2 separate regions of the Homo sapiens genome follow, and region 1 is linked to region 2. The links are chromatin contacts, found by Hi-C in ENCODE. All regions are on one chromosome and are shown on one strand. Each heading gives the region's core, a stretch centred on a gene start or an enhancer-like site at or near the end of the contact. The rest is flanking DNA. Distances are from core to core; before and after follow the strand shown.

Evidence for each region. Hi-C counts contacts between places; a loop is a spot of excess contacts on that map. Pooled maps may share reads with other maps.
Region 1: a map of B cell shows a loop between it and region 2 (13-fold over the local background). The contact joins two enhancer-like sites. A Hi-C loop is called at or near these places in 10 of 168 maps with a recorded cell type or tissue (B cell, CD8-positive, alpha-beta T cell, DLD1 and 7 more), 27 of 37 single-sample maps with no recorded cell type and 19 of 50 pooled maps.

What each region holds. Positions count from the first base shown.
Region 1 is chr10:35,562,805-35,567,685 of GRCh38, reverse strand. It overlaps CCNY (cyclin Y), which reads right to left. Exons shown (of 10, transcript NM_145012.6): 9 at 1,501-1,663. Among named protein-coding and RNA genes, the nearest start is that of GJD4, 40 kb to the left of the region's middle. RefSeq lists enhancers at 2,635-2,714, 2,985-3,094, 3,155-3,264. Within about 2 kb of position 3,030, at least 10 of the 41 ENCODE cell types and tissues checked have a DNase peak (open chromatin) inside an H3K27ac peak, as active enhancers do; they include B cell, OCI-LY7, heart left ventricle and 1 more, where a contact is called at or near this core.
Region 2 is chr10:35,376,554-35,380,937 of GRCh38, reverse strand. The region is part of intron 1 of CCNY (cyclin Y); the gene reads right to left. Among named protein-coding and RNA genes, the nearest start is that of CCNY, 42 kb to the right of the region's middle. RefSeq lists a silencer at 1,243-1,537. Within about 2 kb of position 1,582, at least 18 of the 41 ENCODE cell types and tissues checked have a DNase peak (open chromatin) inside an H3K27ac peak, as active enhancers do; they include B cell, OCI-LY7, heart left ventricle and 1 more, where a contact is called at or near this core.

The sequences.
Region 1 (4,881 bases), core at 1,781-4,280, 190 kb before region 2:
GTAATCCATAACAGGTTTCTTCTCCCAGTTCTAGATCACCGTGTGGCCAAGCCATCATGATGCCACACCAACTCTGCACTGAGTGACAACATCCCACCTGGGATGGGCAGTGGTGTGGGCAGCACGAAGACCTCACAAGCTGGGGACATGACAGTGCCATCCACCACTCGGAAACACTCTATGGGATGAGACCAAGGCAGGATTGGGAAAAAAGGTGCAGAGGAGAAAGGCTGGGGCACACCCTCTCTGGAGGAGGGGTCTCTCCCCAGGGATCCTGCTTAATTACCACCCCGTCCCCTTTCCTCCTGCCAAAAGGTCAAGTGGGAAGAGCCTGGTGAACATATGAGGCGGAGCCACATACAAATATGCTGTGATGAGACCCAAAGTTACACAGCTTAATAATGACGGCCCAAAACCCAGACCAAGACCAGTGGTGCTGCCCTCAGCTCTAACTGGGCTATGGAAAAGGTATTTTGGAAAAAAAATAAAAAGCAGAATCAAATCTTTTTGGATTCCCAATTGTTAATATCATTTGGCAGCTTTTTCCTATGAAAGCGCATGCTGAGAAGTATCTTTTTGAGGGGCTTATATTGCGGGAAATGCTTTTTGGGGGGACATAATTTTCTTAAACCTGTCCGTAAAGGTAAGGGTTTTAAAAAATATTTGATTTCAAAATAGAATTGTGGTGGCTCATGCCTGTAATACCAGCACTTTAGGAGGCCAAGGTGGGCAGATCACAAGGTCAGGAGTTCTAGACCAGCCTGGCCAACATAATGAAACCCCATCCATCTCTACTAAAAATACAAAAAAAAATTAGCTGGGCGTGGTGGTGCACACCTGTAGTCCCAGCTACTAGGGAGGCTGAGGCAGAAGAATCACTTGAACCCAGGGGGCGGAGTTGTGATGAGCTGAGATCGTGCCACTGCACTCCAGCCTGGGTAACACAGCAAGACTCCATCTCAAAAAAACCCAAAAAAACAAAAAACCTTTGCTTATTAAGTATAAAGTGATATTAAACTGGTTATTAAAAATATGAAGTGGCTGGCCAGGCACAGCGGCTCACGTCTGTAATCCCAGCACTTTGGGAGGCCAAGGCAGGCAGATCACCTGAGGTCAGGAGTTTGAGACCAGCCTGGCCAACATTGTGAAACCCCATCTCTACTAAAAATACAAAAAATCAACCGGGTGTGGTGGCAGGCACCTGTAATCCCAGCTACTTGAGAGGCTGAAGCAGAATTGCTTTAACTCGGGAGGCAGAGACTGCAATGGGCCAAGATCGCACCACTGTACTCCAGGCTGGGTGACAGAGCGAGACTCCGTCTCAAAGAAAAAAGAAGCAGAACAAATCATAATCAACTGCCCAGCTATATATCCTAGTAGCTCATCTTTATTTTACATCATGTAGTGGGGGAAATGATCAATGTGACCACATGCATCTCTGGTACTCAGATGATGTATTGGCAACACTGCACCACAAAACGCTGTTTTAAACCATCTTACCTCAAGCTTGTGAGCCCTCTCCCTGCTCAGGGGCTCCAAGGGAAAGCTCAGGTTGTTCGCTTCTGCCAGAGAACGAAGATCAAAATAATACTTGGCATAGACACTGGAAGGAACATTGATGTTGAACTGCAGCAATTCAAGAAACTGTCGCTCTAGCTCGTTCCTGCAAAGCAAAGACAAAAATAGCCTATGCTTAGCTGCCACACCAGGCCACGTGGCCTGCCAAGGCAAGTTGCTGGAGACCAGACTCCAGAAAACTGCATCCTCCAGGAAGACCAGTGATCTAAGTAAATGTCTGGTTAGACCACCATATTGGGATTAAAAGCCAAATCCACTTGATCTGGTGCCCAGAAGGATGAGGACTGGTTAACTGGGATCATCACCAGGAAGCGTTTCAGGGCGAATCACTTCACTGAGATCTAACACACACACAGCAGGCTCTGGCTGCAGGTCTCCGTGAGGACAGGCTGCTAACAAAGGGTGGATGCAGCAGCCAAGAGCTGCCACGTGGAGTCCAGTGAGGGCCCTTCCGCAGGGGCCCAGAGGAAAACACTCAGCCTCTGCAGACCTAGAGGACATTGGCTTCCTCGGTGGCCCCTCCCTACCTCCAGGGAGAAAAGAAGGGAGGAACTGTGTAGGGGCTTTCTTAGGCAAAAGGCAGGGATTATGGGGGGAGGGTGTCCAGTCTCTGCCTCAGTCTCTTAAAAAGAGAACTCACAAGCCGGGAAGAATGGAAGCAGTAGTTTCCACACTTGAGCACGCACCCCATCACCTGGTGGGCTTGTTAGAACAGACAGGGGGCTCCACCTTCACACTGTGGGGATCAGTAGGTCTGCAGTGGGGCCTGAGAATGTGCATTTCTAAGGAACTCCCAGATGATGGTGAGGCTGAGGCTCTTGCCCCGGGCCCACACTCTGAGAACCACTCAACTAAAAAGGTAGGTTGGGAGAGGAGGTGCTAAGATCCACCCTGCCAACCCATCTACATGTTGATGGAATGCTGGGAGAAATTCAAAAACTTCTACTTTAAGAACTTCTCATGTCAGCTATCTTTCAAATTAGGTTTATTTCTAGATAGTTCCTCTGGGTGGGGGGAACCTTCTCAGTGAGGGAACTATCTGTGGAGCACTGGTCCTGGGTCATGCACTCAGATTCAGCACGTTCTCCCCAGGAAGCCCCCAGGGGTGCCCACCCACAGGGTGCCCACCCACTGCACACCCTCCAGGAAACCTCCTGTCCTTGCCCACACTATGCAGCATGTGGCTGCTGAACTCAGCCTCTTGGGCTGTTCTCCTCATAGTCAGGAAGTGCAACATCTGCTTTTGCATGCCTGGCCCCCAGCACATGATCTCAGAAGGCTTCCCACAGCAGTGAGAGCTGAACTGAGGTGAGGGAAGCATGGAGCTCTGGCGGAGAGGAACCAGGGCTGAGGAGGGGGTGTTTCAGGCAGAGTGGGTCCCCTCCAACCTGCTGCAGGCAGCCAAAACACACAGTCACCATTTCCTGTGAGTGAAGCCAGGGCCCTAGTGCAGGGCCTCACCCTCCTGACCCTGATCCCAGCCTCGGCATTCTAAGTCATGTCCTGCCAACTCTGCTGAACGCTGAGGGTCTGGGTCTGAGCCTCACATGCAGGCACCATCCTGTCCTGAGTGATGTCCCGAGACCCCTATGGCTGTTCCCGGTGACTCATAGCACTCAGCTATGAAGGACTGAGGAGGGCTCCACACCAGCTCAAGTTGCTGTGACAAAGGACAAGAACAGTAAGGAGGCGGGTGGGGAGGCTGGGGCTGAGCAAGGCCAGTGGCTCTGGGGAGACATGAAGCTGCTGGGGAAAGGAGCACTGGGACCTGTGGGCAGGCGGCAAGGAAGGAGGCCCGAGGAAGGCCCATTCCGGTCTCTTCATCAGATGAAGAGCGTCACTGCTTGTTTCCACACAGCCTCGTGAAAAGAGTGATAACAAGCTCCAAATGTATTTACTGTACTAAATTTCATAGTTTTAAGAATTTAGGCTGGGTGTGGTCACTCACACCTGTAATCTCAGCACTTTGGGAGGCTGAGGCGGGTGGATCACCTGAGTTTAGGAGTTTGAGACCAGCCTGGCCAACAGGGTGAAACCTCGTCTCTACTAAAAATACAAAGAAAATTAGCCGGGCATGGTGGCACATGCCTATAATTCAAGCTACTCAGGAGGCTGAGGCAGGGGAATCACTTGAACCCGGGAGGTGGAGGTTGAAGCGAGCCAAGATTGCGCCATTGCACTCCAGCCTGGACTACAAGAGCGAAACTCTGTCTCAAAAAAAAAAAAAAAAAATTAGTCAGGCATGGTGGTGGGCACCTCTAATATCCCAGCTACTCAGGAGGGTGAGGCAGGAGAATCACTTGAACCCAGGAGGCGGAAGTTGCAGTGAGCCGAGATTGCCCCACTGCACTCCAGCCTGGGCAACGAGAGCGAAACTCTGTCCCAAAAATAAATAAATAAATAATAATTTACTTTGATTTGGGATAATTTTTACTTAAAACAACTTTTATTTATGCTTCATTTAAATGAGATTTAATAAGAGATCATCCTGTGAAATACTGGAATCCAGGTAAGACTTCAACAAAACGAAAGCGTCAGAGGCCCTGCTAAGGCCAGAACTGTCAAACGTCAAAGGAGCAAATCCCAAGTGAACCTGGGAGCTGCCATGGACACACCGCCGTCTGGTGGTCAACAGGCGTCACTGCAAAGCGTATTCTCCCAATAGTAAGAAGAAAAGTCTAAGAGAACAGCCTGATAATCCTGCCCAAAATGATATACAGACACCATGGTTCCAGATGGAGGCAGACACTACGAGCAAAGTCAAGAGGAAGCTGCTTTTGAACAAGGCGGTATTTTCCCAGGGTTCCCTGGAAAACAGAACAACCTTCTCCAAGCTTGAGTTTCTGGTTAAGCTTTGGGAAAATAGATTTTAGAGCTGTTGTATTTTCAAAAAATGAATTTTTTTCTAAAGATTTAGAAAATAAAAATAATTTCCAAAACTTGAATTTCCAAACTGCAGCAGCACATCTTTTACAGGGACACTGACAGCTTGCTATGTGATAAATTATCAGAAAACTAACGTGATGCCAAGAATGGGCCTGATGGATTTACTATCTGCATTTAGATAACTATGAAGAAACAGTTTTGGTGTAAAACGTTGTAAGAAATATATTCAAGTCGACCAACAAAAACCACATTTCAGAAATATTTGTCACACTAGATCAACACTGTATAAAAACCCAATTTGGTACAATTCAGCAACTTGAAAATAGAACTCTAAAATGATGTTAAAAAGAGCTGTTTTAATCATCTAATATGCTGCCTACTTTTCTAGAAACTAGGGTCACTTCCCAAAAGAAGGAG
Region 2 (4,384 bases), core at 333-2,832:
GTTGCAAAAGAATCAAAAGAATAAAGGAAAGAGAAAAGCCACAGAAAATCACAATAAAAGAAACAACGAAGGAGTGAGATCTCTTGGTTCCACTTCTAGCCTGACCTCAGCTGACCGTGTATGTCAGGCAAACTTTAAAACTTCTCCAGGCAGTGCAGCAGAGAGGGTGAAGTCACAGGCGGCTGGCTGCGGACTGGGAGACCCCAGGCAAGGTTCTTAATCTCTCTGGGCCTGTCAGTTTTCTCATCTTCAAGAGAGGAAATATATTTGTATCTAACCCCAAAAGGCTATTGGGAGGTGATAAAAGTAAAGCATGTGAAGTGCTCTATATGTGATAGTTGTACCTGGGCAATATCTTAAAATTACTAAATCTGGGTGAAATATAGAGACTCATCGTACTATTATCTTTAATTCTGTATAGTTTTGAAACTTTCTGAAATAAATGTTTGAAGTTAGTTATTATCAGGTTCCTTAAATACAACACGTAAGAGAAATAATCACCTCCAAGGTCTCTTTGGGCTTTAAAACTCTCTGATACATTCCACACTGGAAGGATAGGATTCCCAGGTGGAAATCAGGAGTGGGAGAGAAAGGGAAAGACATTAGAGAAATAAGCTGTGACCACCAGTCACCTCCTCAAGTAATCACTGCATAATCAATGTTTCACACATAAATGCTTCAATGATTGGACCCTGAGCTGACTCCAAGCATTCATTACAAAATACAAACCAAAATGGGAGCAGCACTTCCAGATCCAAGCCCTCGAGGATCTAAGACTGGTACCTGGCAGCCTCCTTAACCCAGTATCTGTTGGAGTTCAAGTCCTACTCGCTTCCAAAACAACATCTTCCAAGTGTAACCTAACCAATATCTGGGACAGTGTTCCAAGTCCAAACGTTCGAAACACAAAGTAGTCCTCCCATACAAACTGTTGACTAGTTCACATTTTTTTACTGCGCTGAGTGGAATGCTTCATATGACAGCCTGGGACTGATGAGTACTAAAATTCCTGGAGATGACAGCTATGTTTCTCCTCCTTGTGTGGTAAAGTGGGATTTCAAAGCCTCCAATAGACGGCTCCATCATCTGTTGGCCCAGCTAAGTTTCCTCCCAACAACTCTCAGGGTAAAAGGAAAGAAGGGGTAGGGGGTGGATAAAGGCAAAGGCAAGCACGAGAGAATTCTCAGTAAAAGAAAGCAACATCCCTGCATTCAGGGCCTTCCTGCACCACATTATCTTCTTTTCCCACAAGCTTCGCTTTGTTCTCAATAGGCCAACATTCTAAATCAGCTGAAACACATCACTTCGTCACCAGGAGGAAATGTGGAGTTCCAGGATATGCAGAGCTGTGATCATGCAGACTTCAGCTAAGTCAACAAGTTCTGCCAGTAGCTCACTCAATCACTTCCCTCGCTGGTTCTAAGTCTTGAATTTAGAATCAAATTGCTACTTGCTAGATCCCTTGAGAAAAGATGTCATTTCCTGTAATACAGAGTCTGGCTCCATTTCTGACATCTGACTGCTGTTTTCAGGCCCCACCGCTCCCCACCTTCCCCTTCTGCCCCCATCTGGGCAAGCTGATAAGAAAGCCTGGGGCCCCCTCCTTTGGCACTTGCAGGAAGTTCAAACCATCCAGGTCCAGGGGGGCAGGGAAGGAAGCCTTCGACCAGCCCCAACCCCTAATCATGTAAAAGCCAAGCCAGTCTCCTTTCCCTGCTCTCTCAAGACACTTTTGGACCCGAGAGCCTGCCTGCTCTCCCCCAAAAGCTTTACTATGTGAATAATTCACCTTTTCTTACTCTCTTGGTACATCGTGAGGTCTCATCAGGCTGACACGTGAACCAAACTTTGTGTGGGTCCATCCCACCTCTGTACAGTGGCAACAGCATTTCCCAAAGTAAAAGACCCTGCATACTCCTTTCAACCTTCATCCAAAAATGCATTGGTGCATCAACTCCACCAATGTCTCCCTTGACTCTGGCCATGAGAAACCTCTGTCTCAGCTTCTCACCAATAAAGCAAGCCTAGTGCAGTTGCAAACAAACCAGCATAAGTTAGGAAGCAGAGGCTCAGGACAGGTACCCATTCCACCCCTAACTAACCAGATGACTCTAGACAATTCCACTGCCATTTCTGGGTCTCATTTCCCTCACCTACTAAAGAAGTGTAACAGTACACCCTCTGTGCCTAACTAGTAAGATCATGGTAAGGATCGAACGGGGCAGGATGTGGAACAGCACTCTGCAAGCCATCCTGACTCACACATATTCTAACTCCCCCAGCACGTCCCGGGCTTCATCTCCCTCGCCCAACACTCAGCTCTGCTCTTCTACTGTCCTTCTAGCTCCGTGCTCAAACAGAAAAACCCTCCTAACTTTTCTCAACACACATACACCCCACCCTAGCCAAAAAAGCAACCACCGAGGGCTCCGGTAACCTCTTCTAGGAAGTCACCCATATAGACAACTTAGCACCAGCACTCTATTCTCACAAATTCTCCCAAAAAATCCTTTTTTCTTTTATATTGTAAAACAGTCAAGATCACACCCGCTGAAGCCAACCAAAAAGACACAGGCTCTCATCACACAGAAGTCAGAATTCTGGAAAACTCGTATCTACCACCATGAGCTTGAAAGCTTCCCAATAATTAAGACTTCTGAGGAGGTCAGGGATGATATTAGCAAATGTGATTTTAGACAGAATAATGAAATGAGTCAATATTTGGAAGATCTGCATAAATTAGTGAACCAATACTTTCCCAAATGACAAAGCATGATGACACAAAATCTTGCATGTGGTAAAAGGTCCATTTAAAGTATAAGACAGATCAATAAACTTTAACATAAATGATTTCAGATTCCACAGTGCAACTAACCTTTAATAAATTACCATTTGTCACATTTTGAGGTAGTGTCAAAGAATATCCATGTTATCTTAAAAGTCCATAAAACAATACTCCTTTCTTTTCCAATCACATCTGTGTAAGGCTGAATTTTCTTCACATACTTTCACAAAGCAACATAGCACAAAAGACTGACACAGAAGCACATATGATGTTCTTGCTGCCTCCTACTAACCAGACATTAAAGATATAATAGAAATGTAAGGTAATGCTACTCTTCTTACTTAATTTTTTGTTTTGAAGATTTTTTAAAATAAAAATGTATGTTAACATATAATGGTTACATTATAATGTTATTTTTTAAATTAGTATATTTTTATTACAAGTTTTAATTTCTAATATGATATCTACAGACATAAAAATTCTTCTCTACAATTTCCATTATTGAGTTGTAATTCACATGCCATCAAATTCACCACTTAAATAGGTACAGTCATGCTTCCTTAATGACAGGGATATGTTCTGAGAAATGTATTGTTAGGTAATTTTGTTGCTGTGCAAACGTCATAGAGTGTACTTACACAAACCTAGATAGTCATAGCCTACTTCACACTTGGTTATATAGGACAGCCGGTTGTTCATAGGCTACAAATCTGTACAACATGTTAATGCCCTGAATATTATGGGCAATCGTAACACAATGCTAAGTACTTGTGTATCTAAATATAGAAAAGGTACAGTAAACATATGGTATAAAAGATTAAAAATGGTACACCTGCATAGGGTACCAATCATGCATGGAGCTTGCAGGACTGGAAGTTGCTCTAGGTCAGTCAGCAAGTGAGTGCTGAGTCAATGTGAAGGCTGAGGACATTACTGTACACTACTGTCAACTGTATAAACACTGTACACTTAGGCTACACTAAATATATATTTTTTTAAAAAGTAATTATACTATGACATTACGGCAACACTCAGCGATAGGAATTTTTCAGTTCCATTATAATCTTATGGGACCACCATTGCATATGCAGTCAATCCTTGACCAAAACATCATTATGTGGTGCCTAACTGTACAATTCAGTGGTTTTTAGTACATTCACAAAGTTGTACAATCATCACTGCTATGTAATTCCAAAACATTTTCATCACCCTAAAAAGAAACCCCAAACCCTTTAGCAGTCACTCCCATCCTCTTCTCCCCCCATCTCTGGCAACTACTAACCTACTTCCTGTCTCTATTAGATTTCCCTGTTCTGGACATTTCATATACGTGAAATCGTAATATATGTGGCTTTTTATGACTGGCTTCTTTCACCTACCATAATGTTTTAAAGGTTCACCCATGTTGTATCAGGTATCATTACTTCCCTCCTTTTAACGGCTAAATAATACAGGCTGAGCATCCCTCATCTGAAATGCTTAGGACCAGAAATGTTCTGGATTAAAGGCTTTTTCGGATTTGGGAACATATGCATTATATGCTTATCAGCTGGCCATCCCTAATACAAAAATCCAAAATCTGAAATGCTCCAATGAGTG